Regions from separate parts of the Homo sapiens genome. Here all the other regions are linked to region 1. The links are chromatin contacts, found by Hi-C or POLR2A ChIA-PET in ENCODE. All regions are on one chromosome and are shown on one strand. Each heading gives the region's core, a stretch centred on a gene start or an enhancer-like site at or near the end of the contact. The rest is flanking DNA. Distances are from core to core; before and after follow the strand shown.

What was found. A loop is a pair of places that touch in the nucleus more often than their neighbours do. ChIA-PET counts read pairs that join two places held with the same protein, here RNA polymerase II (POLR2A). Pooled maps may share reads with other maps.
Region 2: a loop to region 1 is called in a pooled map, with 3 times the contacts of the local background. The contact joins two enhancer-like sites. A Hi-C loop is called at or near these places in 4 of 50 pooled maps. POLR2A ChIA-PET finds 5 or more read pairs at or near these places in 4 of 52 experiments (A549, GM12878, activated T-cell and 1 more).
Region 3: a loop to region 1 is called in a map of CD8-positive, alpha-beta T cell, with 2.9 times the contacts of the local background. The contact joins two enhancer-like sites. A Hi-C loop is called at or near these places in 1 of 168 maps with a recorded cell type or tissue (CD8-positive, alpha-beta T cell), 4 of 37 single-sample maps with no recorded cell type and 8 of 50 pooled maps. POLR2A ChIA-PET finds 5 or more read pairs at or near these places in 2 of 52 experiments (H1 and OCI-LY7).

Annotation. Positions count from the first base shown.
Region 1 is chr16:58,754,579-58,757,551 of GRCh38, reverse strand. LOC107984867 (a long non-coding RNA gene) reads right to left here. Exons shown (of 3, transcript XR_001752227.2): 2 at 1,374-1,576. Among named protein-coding and RNA genes, the nearest start is that of GOT2, 22 kb to the right of the region's middle. RefSeq lists a silencer at 853-1,147. Within about 2 kb of position 1,476, at least 2 of the 41 ENCODE cell types and tissues checked have a DNase peak (open chromatin) inside an H3K27ac peak, as active enhancers do.
Region 2 is chr16:58,532,717-58,535,689 of GRCh38, reverse strand. It overlaps CNOT1 (CCR4-NOT transcription complex subunit 1), which reads left to right. Exons shown (of 49, transcript NM_016284.5): 40 at 1,295-1,543. Among named protein-coding and RNA genes, the nearest start is that of SNORA46, 14 kb to the left of the region's middle. Within about 2 kb of position 1,397, at least 6 of the 41 ENCODE cell types and tissues checked have a DNase peak (open chromatin) inside an H3K27ac peak, as active enhancers do.
Region 3 is chr16:58,582,171-58,585,143 of GRCh38, reverse strand. CNOT1 (CCR4-NOT transcription complex subunit 1) reads left to right here. Exons shown (of 49, transcript NM_016284.5): 9 at 1,962-2,088; 10 at 2,241-2,351. Among named protein-coding and RNA genes, the nearest start is that of SNORA50A, 24 kb to the right of the region's middle. Within about 2 kb of position 1,548, at least 2 of the 41 ENCODE cell types and tissues checked have a DNase peak (open chromatin) inside an H3K27ac peak, as active enhancers do.

The DNA of each region.
Region 1 (2,973 bases), core at 227-2,726:
GAGGAGGATCGCTTGAACCCAGGAGGTGGAAGTTGCAGTGAGCCGAGATTGTGCCACTGCACTCAGCCTGGGTGACAGAGGGAGACTCCGTCTCAAAAAAAATAAATAATAAAAACAAATTTTAAAAAAATGAGAAGGAACCATTTATATTAGTTCCCTTTGGAGAGAGAGGATGTGAGAAGATGTTTTCTTCTTTTCGTTTTATCTTATGCCCTTACCAATTAACACATACCCATGTTAGCATTTCTAAATTTAAAAATGTAAACAGGAGAGTGGATGTGGACCTTTTTTGGTTCAGTAAGTATAAAAGTCTATGTTATAAAGATCTGGATTTTTTTCCCTAAGTAAACAATGTAGAGCAGAGTGAACGGGTTTATCAAGGGCTTGGATAGATGACCTTAAGTGGCTTGGCATTGTGTAAAGTTTCTATAAAGTTAAAAATAAATACGACAGGGCCGGGCACGGTGGCTCATGCCTATAATTCTAGTACTTTGGGAGGCCAAGGCAGGTGGATCAGAGGTCAGGAGTTTGAGATCAGCCTGGCCAACATGGTAAACCCCCACTCTACTAAAAAATACAAAAAAATTAGCCGGGTATTGGGGTGGGCACCTGTAATCCCAACTACTCGAAAAGCTGAGGCAGGAGAATCGCTTGAACCCAGGAGGCAGAGGTTGCAATGAGCTGAGATCTCACCATTGCACTCCAGCCTGGGGGACAAAAGCAAAATCCCATCTCAAAAAAAATAAAAATAAAAATAAACAAATAAACATGACATACATTTTACTCCAGAATACATCTACCTTTGTTCAGTTTATACAATTTTTAAATTGCTTTCTGGTGCAATCACCTAATTCTCTTTGAAAAGCAGAATCTGGCCTGCTGAGAAGCCAGATAAAAGGCTCAGCCCTTGAAGCCATCATTCTGCAGGAAGCATCCTGAGACTTCTACCACGAGATGGCAGCCGCTGCCTAGAGATGCTACAACCAGCCGAGGCCACCTCCGTAACACCTCGCAATAAGCTCACAGAATACTAGAGGGCCCTGAGAACTGTTGGTAGGGGCAGGGGCTGCATCCGAAAACATCTCCTGGTCAGGGGCCGTCCTCCCCATGCAACAACAGGTACACACTCCCGCCCTCATTCACTTCAAGAGTCCTGTTATCTTCCACACAGCTGTGCCTATTATACATACGCACACATACACATGCACATAACCACCCTGCACAAGATGTCCAAGCTGAGAAAACGCTCCTGAACTACCAGATCTCAAGGTTCAGAGGGATCTTGCATCTATCTGTTCCTTACTTCCTATTTTAAACACAGAAGTCACTGGAGATCGAGCACATTCAATAACAGTTTTAGTGGCAGGACTTACCAGACCTCATTGTCAACCGGGGCGCCAGTCAGTGGAGGATGAACTCCACACATCCAGGAACTGGAGGAAACCACAACCCATGAAGAGCTGGTGTTGACAGAGCGCCGCTCACACCAGGCTCTGTGACGTAACTTGATTCCCTTTTTCACTTCAGGAAACTGATTTTCAGCGCAGTAATCACCTCTCCATTGTCATACAATTACCTAGTGGTAGAAAAGAGATTCAAAGCCAAATGTGTCTAATTCCAAACCCCATTCTTTCTCCTGCTCCAGCATTTTCTAAAATACTGGAAAACCAAGAATGTCCAGTTATCTGAGAAGAATTTAGTGTCACTTGCAATTTTTCTTCTTTTTACCAATAATCCAGTCAAATTACACCAAGAATTTTGCCAAGTGCTAAATAGTAATTGTCCTACCAAAGACAAGCCATAGCTGAGTGGAACATCGAATTCTAGTCAACGTGAATTCTCAAAGGTATTGCATAAAATGGCGTTTTCTGTAATCACAATAGTGCCTAAAATGCCTCAACACCACATATACTTTTTAAAAATTATATAAAAATTGCCACATTCTCAAAAAGGTTAATAAATAAACTGTGCACTCTTAGGGGTTTTTTGTTGTTGTTTGGTGGTTTGTTTTTGAGACAGAATCTCGCTTTGTCGCTCAGGCTGAAGTGCAGTGGTGCGATCTCAGCTCACTGCAACCTCCACCTCCAAGGTTCAAGCAATTCTCATGCCTCAGCCTCCCAAGTAGCTGGGATTATAGGAGCCTGCCACCACCACACCCAGCTAACTTTTGTATTTTTAGTAGAGACAGGGTTTCACCATGTTGGTCCGGTTGGTCTCAAACTCCTAACCTCAAGCAATCCACCCACATCAGCCTCCCAAAGTGCTAGTGCTAGGATTACAGGCATGAGCCACCATGCCTGTAAAAAACGCCCGGCCAGGATTCCTTTTTCACATATGCTACTGCTGGCCACAGGCCATTATCATCAACACACCAATATGTGCTTGAGTTGTATTAATAAAAGGATAAAGTTCAAAACAATGGAAGTGATCATCTCACTCTACTTGCCTAGGTCAGACATCTCCTGTGGTGCTAAATTCTTTTTTATATTTTTTTAATTTAATTTTTTTTAAACCAAACAAGCAGCAGCGATGTGGTTCTAAATTCTTATCACGACATTTTAATGTTTTGTTAGCCAGAGAAGAGAGATTAGGAGGGCAGGGGCTACAGACCAGATAGCCCCAGGTCCTCAGCTGTTTCTCATGCCATGGGCTAAAGAAGAGATTATTAAAACACTAACACCTGTATTCAAATAGGCAGGGTTTTGTTTCTTTTTTTCTCCTGGCTCTAATGATCAGATACAGGCCTATGAATAGAAGGTACAGATAGAGTTTATCTCACCATAAGGTAGAGCACTGTCACACCCAACACTGTCTCACAATGAAATAGGTGGCCTGGTGAGGCCATCAATAAATATTTGATGAACTTGACAGCAGCAGGAGGCAGACAAATCCCTAGGCAGACATGAGCAGGTCCCCAGTGAAAACCCGACCTTCAAACCAAAGACAATCTAAAGCTTGAAAGTCAAGGTACAA
Region 2 (2,973 bases), core at 148-2,647, 220 kb after region 1:
ATCATACCGAGTATATTTCTCCCCTAAAAGAATCCAGGGAATTACAAAGCATACCCTACTGAAAAGCTATTACTGCATGTTTTATAGTCTGATTTATAATTTGAATGGAAGAAATTGGAATCCATTGGTCTTTCTGATCATTGCTATTTCGTGGGTATGGATGTGGCACCTGTCTCAGCCCTTCCTGCTGGCTTATTTGCTCTCATTTCATCTTTCTCTTGAAAAAGATAGTGTATTATACTTTTCTGTGCTGTTTTGTATCCTTTTGAAAATTCTTTCCTTCTTGCGCTCCTCCTTGACCATAGTACTCAGTCCTAATATTCCTCACTCTCTGTTAGTTTTACAGATACCAGTGTAGACAAAAAGTCCCTTTGCCATGCTGGCATTCTGTCCCAGCAGGGTACAGTATTATCGTAGTCCAACCAGTTCAGTTGTCTTTACTGCTTATCAGGAACAGTTAAGTTGTTTCAAAAATTTCAAGATAACCTTGAAGTTTTTTTTTTCGGAACTTGGTTTCTGTGTTTAGTAAGTAGTGAACTGTTCTTCCTCTGTAGCCTTAATGCATATTTTACTGTTGTCTTTTTTTGTTTGTTTGTTTAAAGGGTTGAGGGGAACTAGCCAAATAACATTCCCACTGTGCTTCACTTCTAGTTCATATGTCATATAGTTTCTAATTTTTCCTTTCTTTTAAATAAACTTGTGTTTCCCACATTATTTTAACTTAATGTAACATTTTATTACATTAAAATACCTAGATCAGATTTGTATTTCCATTTGGTACTTACCTGTTGTACAAATTATTGATTTTTCTGGGGGTAGCTTGTTGGAGTTTTAAAATCTTTGTTATTGGTTAATTCAGTTTGAGGAAATTATCTTCAAATCCTTCAGAAGTAAATTACCTTAAATTCTGTGAGAAAGTAAAATATGTGCAATTTAGTCTTCTCCTTGGAGTCCACAATGTCTTAACATGACTTACAGTTAACGAACAGTTTGTTTTATTTGCATGGTTAATTTTTCACATTATTTGGTGGGGACCTACTGTTCAAAATTGCCATGATAATCTGTCTGTCAGTTTCCATCTTCCCTGTTCTACATTAAACTTAAAACTGGAGGAATTCTGTCATGGCACCTTAATGGGAAAATAATTCTGATAATACATTTATTACAATGTAAGAATTAGAAATATGACAGTAGGAACAAATGAGAATATCTCTTAAGCCTGAAAATTAAAGGTATATGAAGTTTATTTGTGTGTGTTACCTCATTGTGTCTTTATTTTTTGTTCCTGTTGTAGATGCACCAGCAAGGAATACTGAAGACCGATGATCTCATAACAAGGTTCTTTCGTCTGTGTACTGAAATGTGTGTTGAAATCAGTTACCGTGCTCAGGCTGAGCAGCAGCACAATCCTGCTGCCAATCCCACCATGATCCGAGCCAAGTGCTATCACAACCTGGATGCCTTTGTTCGACTCATTGCACTGCTCGTGAAACACTCAGGGGAGGCCACCAACACTGTCACAAAGATTAATCTGCTGAACAAGGTCTGAAATCCTTTCTTGCCTTAGTCTTGGTCTACATCAGTGGGGTGTTTTATTTATTTATTTATTATTATTATTTTTTATATTGTTTCTTTGAGAGAGTCTCACTCTGTCACCCAGGCTGGAGTGCCTCCGAAGTAGCTGGGAATACAGGCATGAGCCACGATTCCTGGAGCTTTTCTATTTTTAGTAGAGTCTTACCATGTTGCCCAAGCTGGTCTCAAACTTCTGGCCTCGAGTGATCCACCTGCCTTGGCTTCCCGTAGTGCTGGGATTACAGGCATGAACCACCATGCCTGGCCACATCAGTGGTTTCTTTTTATTTGAGATGGAGTCTCGCTCTGTCGCCCAGACTGGAGTGCAGTGGTGCAATCTCGGCTTACTGCAAACTCCGCCTCCTAGGTTCACACCGTTCTCCTACCTCAGCCTCGTGAGTAGCTGGGACTACAGGCACTTGCCAACATGCCCGGCTAATTTTTCTTGTATTTTTTGTTTTGTTTGTTTTCTGTTGTTTTGAGACGGAGTCTCACTCTGTCACCCAGGCTGGAGTGCAGTGGCGGGATCTCAGCTCCTGCAAGCTCCGCCTCCCAGATTCACGCCATTCTCCTGCCTCAGCCTCCCGAGTAGCTGGGACTACAGGCACCCGCCACCGCGCCCGGCTAATTTTTTATATTTTTAGTAGAGACAGGGTTTCACCATGTTAGCCAGGATGGTCTCGCTCTCCCAACCTTGTGATCCGCCTGCCTCAGCCTCCCAAAGTGCTGGGATTATAGGCGTGAGCCACAGCGCCCGGCCACGTCAGTGGTTCTTAACCCTATTGGGTCCCTCAAGTGACCCGCCTGCCTCGACTTCCCAAAGTGCTGGGATTACAGGCATGAGCCACCATGCCTGGCCACATAAGTGGTTCTTAACCCTATTGAGGCCAACCCTTCCCCCAAACATTTTGTTAATGTCTCTTTTCTGTCCTGAAATTAAATTTGTAAATAATATGTAAACATACCCGCTCTGTCTTAGAATATAGTGCCTTAACCGAAATACAAAAAGAGATCATAATGTATTTCAGTATGTTAATGCTTGGTAGTATGAATTTGCCCCATATACAGAATCACTGTGAGTGGGTGGCTAGACGTGCCTCCTGCTGATAGATTGGCAACTCAAGTACATGAGTGATATTAGTCATTGGCTTGATTTACACAGTGGAGTTCCTGGAAATTTGAATATTAAAACAATGCAAAAATACTTGTAAAAATGGACTGTGATTTTGGATTTGGGAAATTAGAGATGTGTTCTTCAAGCCCCTCACTGTTCAGTGGGCAAGTCAAGTGGAATGGGATCTCTGCAGCCTAACAGCTTTCCTGGCCCCTGCCTACTAAATGCCAAGATAGGAGTAAATCATTCCCACATGTCAACTTCATGTCAGACCAGACAAATTA
Region 3 (2,973 bases), core at 299-2,798, 170 kb after region 1:
CCCCTCACCAGTTTCTCAAAATTAGGAGCCAGAGGTTTCCAGGCTAGTTGCCACAATAGGCATATTTTGGCTTTTGGAAGGAAGAGAGAGCATTGAAGCAAGTTAGTGTTTATGGAACTTGTATCGCTTTACACTTAATGTGACTAATTTTCTCCTCTCTGACCCCCACCCCTCTAATTTCTTCATTCTGCCTTCTTCTGTGGCTTCCTTCCTTTTCTGCCTCTTGCGTATTTTTCTCACTTGCTTAGGGCACCAAAGGATATTGTTTCACACTGTTAGTAGCACTTAAGACTGTGATACACTGGATTATTAATATTTTTCTAAAAGCAAATTATTAAGGGGATTAATGTGCTTTGCTTTGACTTAAAAATCCTTATGTTTTAAAAACTCTCAGACAAATCACATTCTCACTGAGGTTTGAAATAGTGCATTTGTGAGTGTTGTACTTGTGCCTGGCATATAATTTTTGTTAATCAAACTGAATAAGATGCATAGTGAAAAGTTAGGATGCAGGCTGGGCACGGTGGCTCATACCTGTAATCCCAGCACTTTGGGAGGCCGAGGTGGGCGGATCACCTGATGTCAGGAGTTCAAGACCAGCCTGACCAACATGGTGAAGACCCTGTCTATACTAAAAATACAAAAATTAGCTAGGTGTGGTGGCACGTGCCTATAATCCCAGCTACTCAGGAGGCTGAGGCAGGAGAATCACTTGAACCCAGGAGGTGGAGATTGCAGTGAGCCAAGATCGTGCCACTGCACTCTAGCCTGGGCAACAAAGCGAGACTTCGTCAAAAAAAAGCGAGACTAACAAAAAAAAGTTAGGATGGATTTTCAAGGCTGTGTACATATCAGAATAATAAAACTCACTTTGGATGTTAAAATCTTAAAGAAGATTGAAGATAATTTTGTTATTGTGAAAGAGAGCATTACTCATGAGTCTTATTTTCTTCCACTGAATTTTTTTTTTTTTTTTGAGACGGAGTGTTGCTCTGTTGCCCAGGCTGGAGTGCAGTGGCACAATCTTAGCTCACTGCAACCTCCACCTCCCAGGTTCAAGTGATTTTCCTGCCTCAGCCTCCTGAGCAGCTGGGACTACAGGTGAGCGCCACCATGCCTAGATAATTCTTTGTATTTTTAGTAGAGATGGGGTTTCACTGTGTTAGCCAGGATGGTCTTGATCTCCTGACCTCGTGATCCACCCGCCTCAGACTCCCAAAGTGCTGGGATTACAGGCGTGAGCCACCACACCCGGCTCTTACACTGATTTTTTAAAATTGTTTGCCTGTTTTAAAAAAATTTTCAGGCTGGGCATTGTGGCTCATGCCTGTAATCCCAGCACTTTGGGAGGCTGAGGTGGGTGGATCACTTGAGGCCAGGAGTTTGAGATCAGCCTGGCCAATGTGGTGAAACCCCATCTCCACTAAAAATACAAAAATTAGCCATGCGTGGTGGTGCATGCTTGTAATCCCAGCTATTTGGGAGGCTGAGGCAGAGGTTGCAGTGAGCCAAGATTGTGCCATTGTACTCCAGTACTCTTGTACTCCACAGGAAGTGGAGCCCAAGCGGAAATACTTGCTCACCTCCTGCTGTGTGGATGATTTCTAACAGGCCACAGACTGATAACAGTCCATGGCAGGGGGTTTGGGAGCCCACTGCATTGTATCATTCTTATGCCTTTGCATCCTCATAGCTTATCTCCCATCTAACAAGTGAGAACATACAATATTTGGTTTTCCATTCCCGAGTTACTTAGAATAATGACTTTTGCCATTTTCTTACTGAAGTAGATGGTTTTTACATTCCTAGCTGTATAAATGTAACAAGAAATAACACTTACTGCTCTGCCTGTTTTATTTAGTAAAACTAAGGCTTTCAAACAAGGTTCATTTAATGCCAGAATTTCTCAATCTCGGTGTTGAGGCTGGTAGCATTTTTCTGAAGTTATATTTCTGTTTCAGTATTGAAGAATGTCGCAATATAATCGTGCAGTTTGGTGTTCGGGAGGTCACAGCTGCCCAGGTTGCAAGGGTTTTGGGAATGATGGCTCGAACTCATTCAGGATTAACAGATGGCATTCCATTACAGGTGTGTTGAATTCAGCTATTTTACCAAGTGAGTTAATGTCCTGTCCTCTTTATTTTTTTTTAATTAAATTACAGTATGATTGATTGTTCTATCGACCAGAAGTGAACACATGGAGTAGTTGGGTTTGTTTAATTCAAGTTTTACTTCTACAGAGTATTTCTGCTCCGGGCAGTGGGATCTGGAGTGATGGGAAAGATAAAAGTGATGGAGCACAGGCACACACATGGAATGTAGAAGTCTTGATTGACGTTCTTAAAGAACTGGTGAGTATATGTGATGATGATTTTTGATTTGTGGTATTTGAATGATATAGTCCAAAGAAAGCAAATTTTTAAGAATTTTCCACCTTCGTTAACTCAAAAAGTAATAAAGTGTCCAAGTTAATTGTGTACTGCAGGCAGTACGTAACCAAATTTAAATTTTTTCATTAGGGTTGTTACCTTGTAATTTGGGGTGCTACTTCTAAGTTACTCTTGTTTATGGTGGATAAGAACAGTGAAAATCATAATTATCTTGCCACTTCTACTTCGGTTGCAAACTGAATAAAAAATAAAGTACCTCTACTAAAATATTGAAGGGCTTAAATAAGACATAAAGGAATTGAACTCTATTTATTTTTCCTTTTGCTGTGTTGCCCATATTGGACTTTAACTCCTGGGCTCTAGTTAGTGATCCTCCCACCTTTGGGAGCAAAGCGTTGGGATTACAAGCGTGAGCCATTGTACCTGGCCTAGAATGGAACTTTTGTTTTTGTTTGTTTTTTTTAGACGGAGTCTCACTCTGTTGGCCAGGCTGAAGTGCAGTGGCACGATCACAGCTCACTGCACCCTCTGGCTCCTGGGTTCAAGCAGTTCTCCTGCCTCAGCCTCCCAAGTAGCTCGGTCT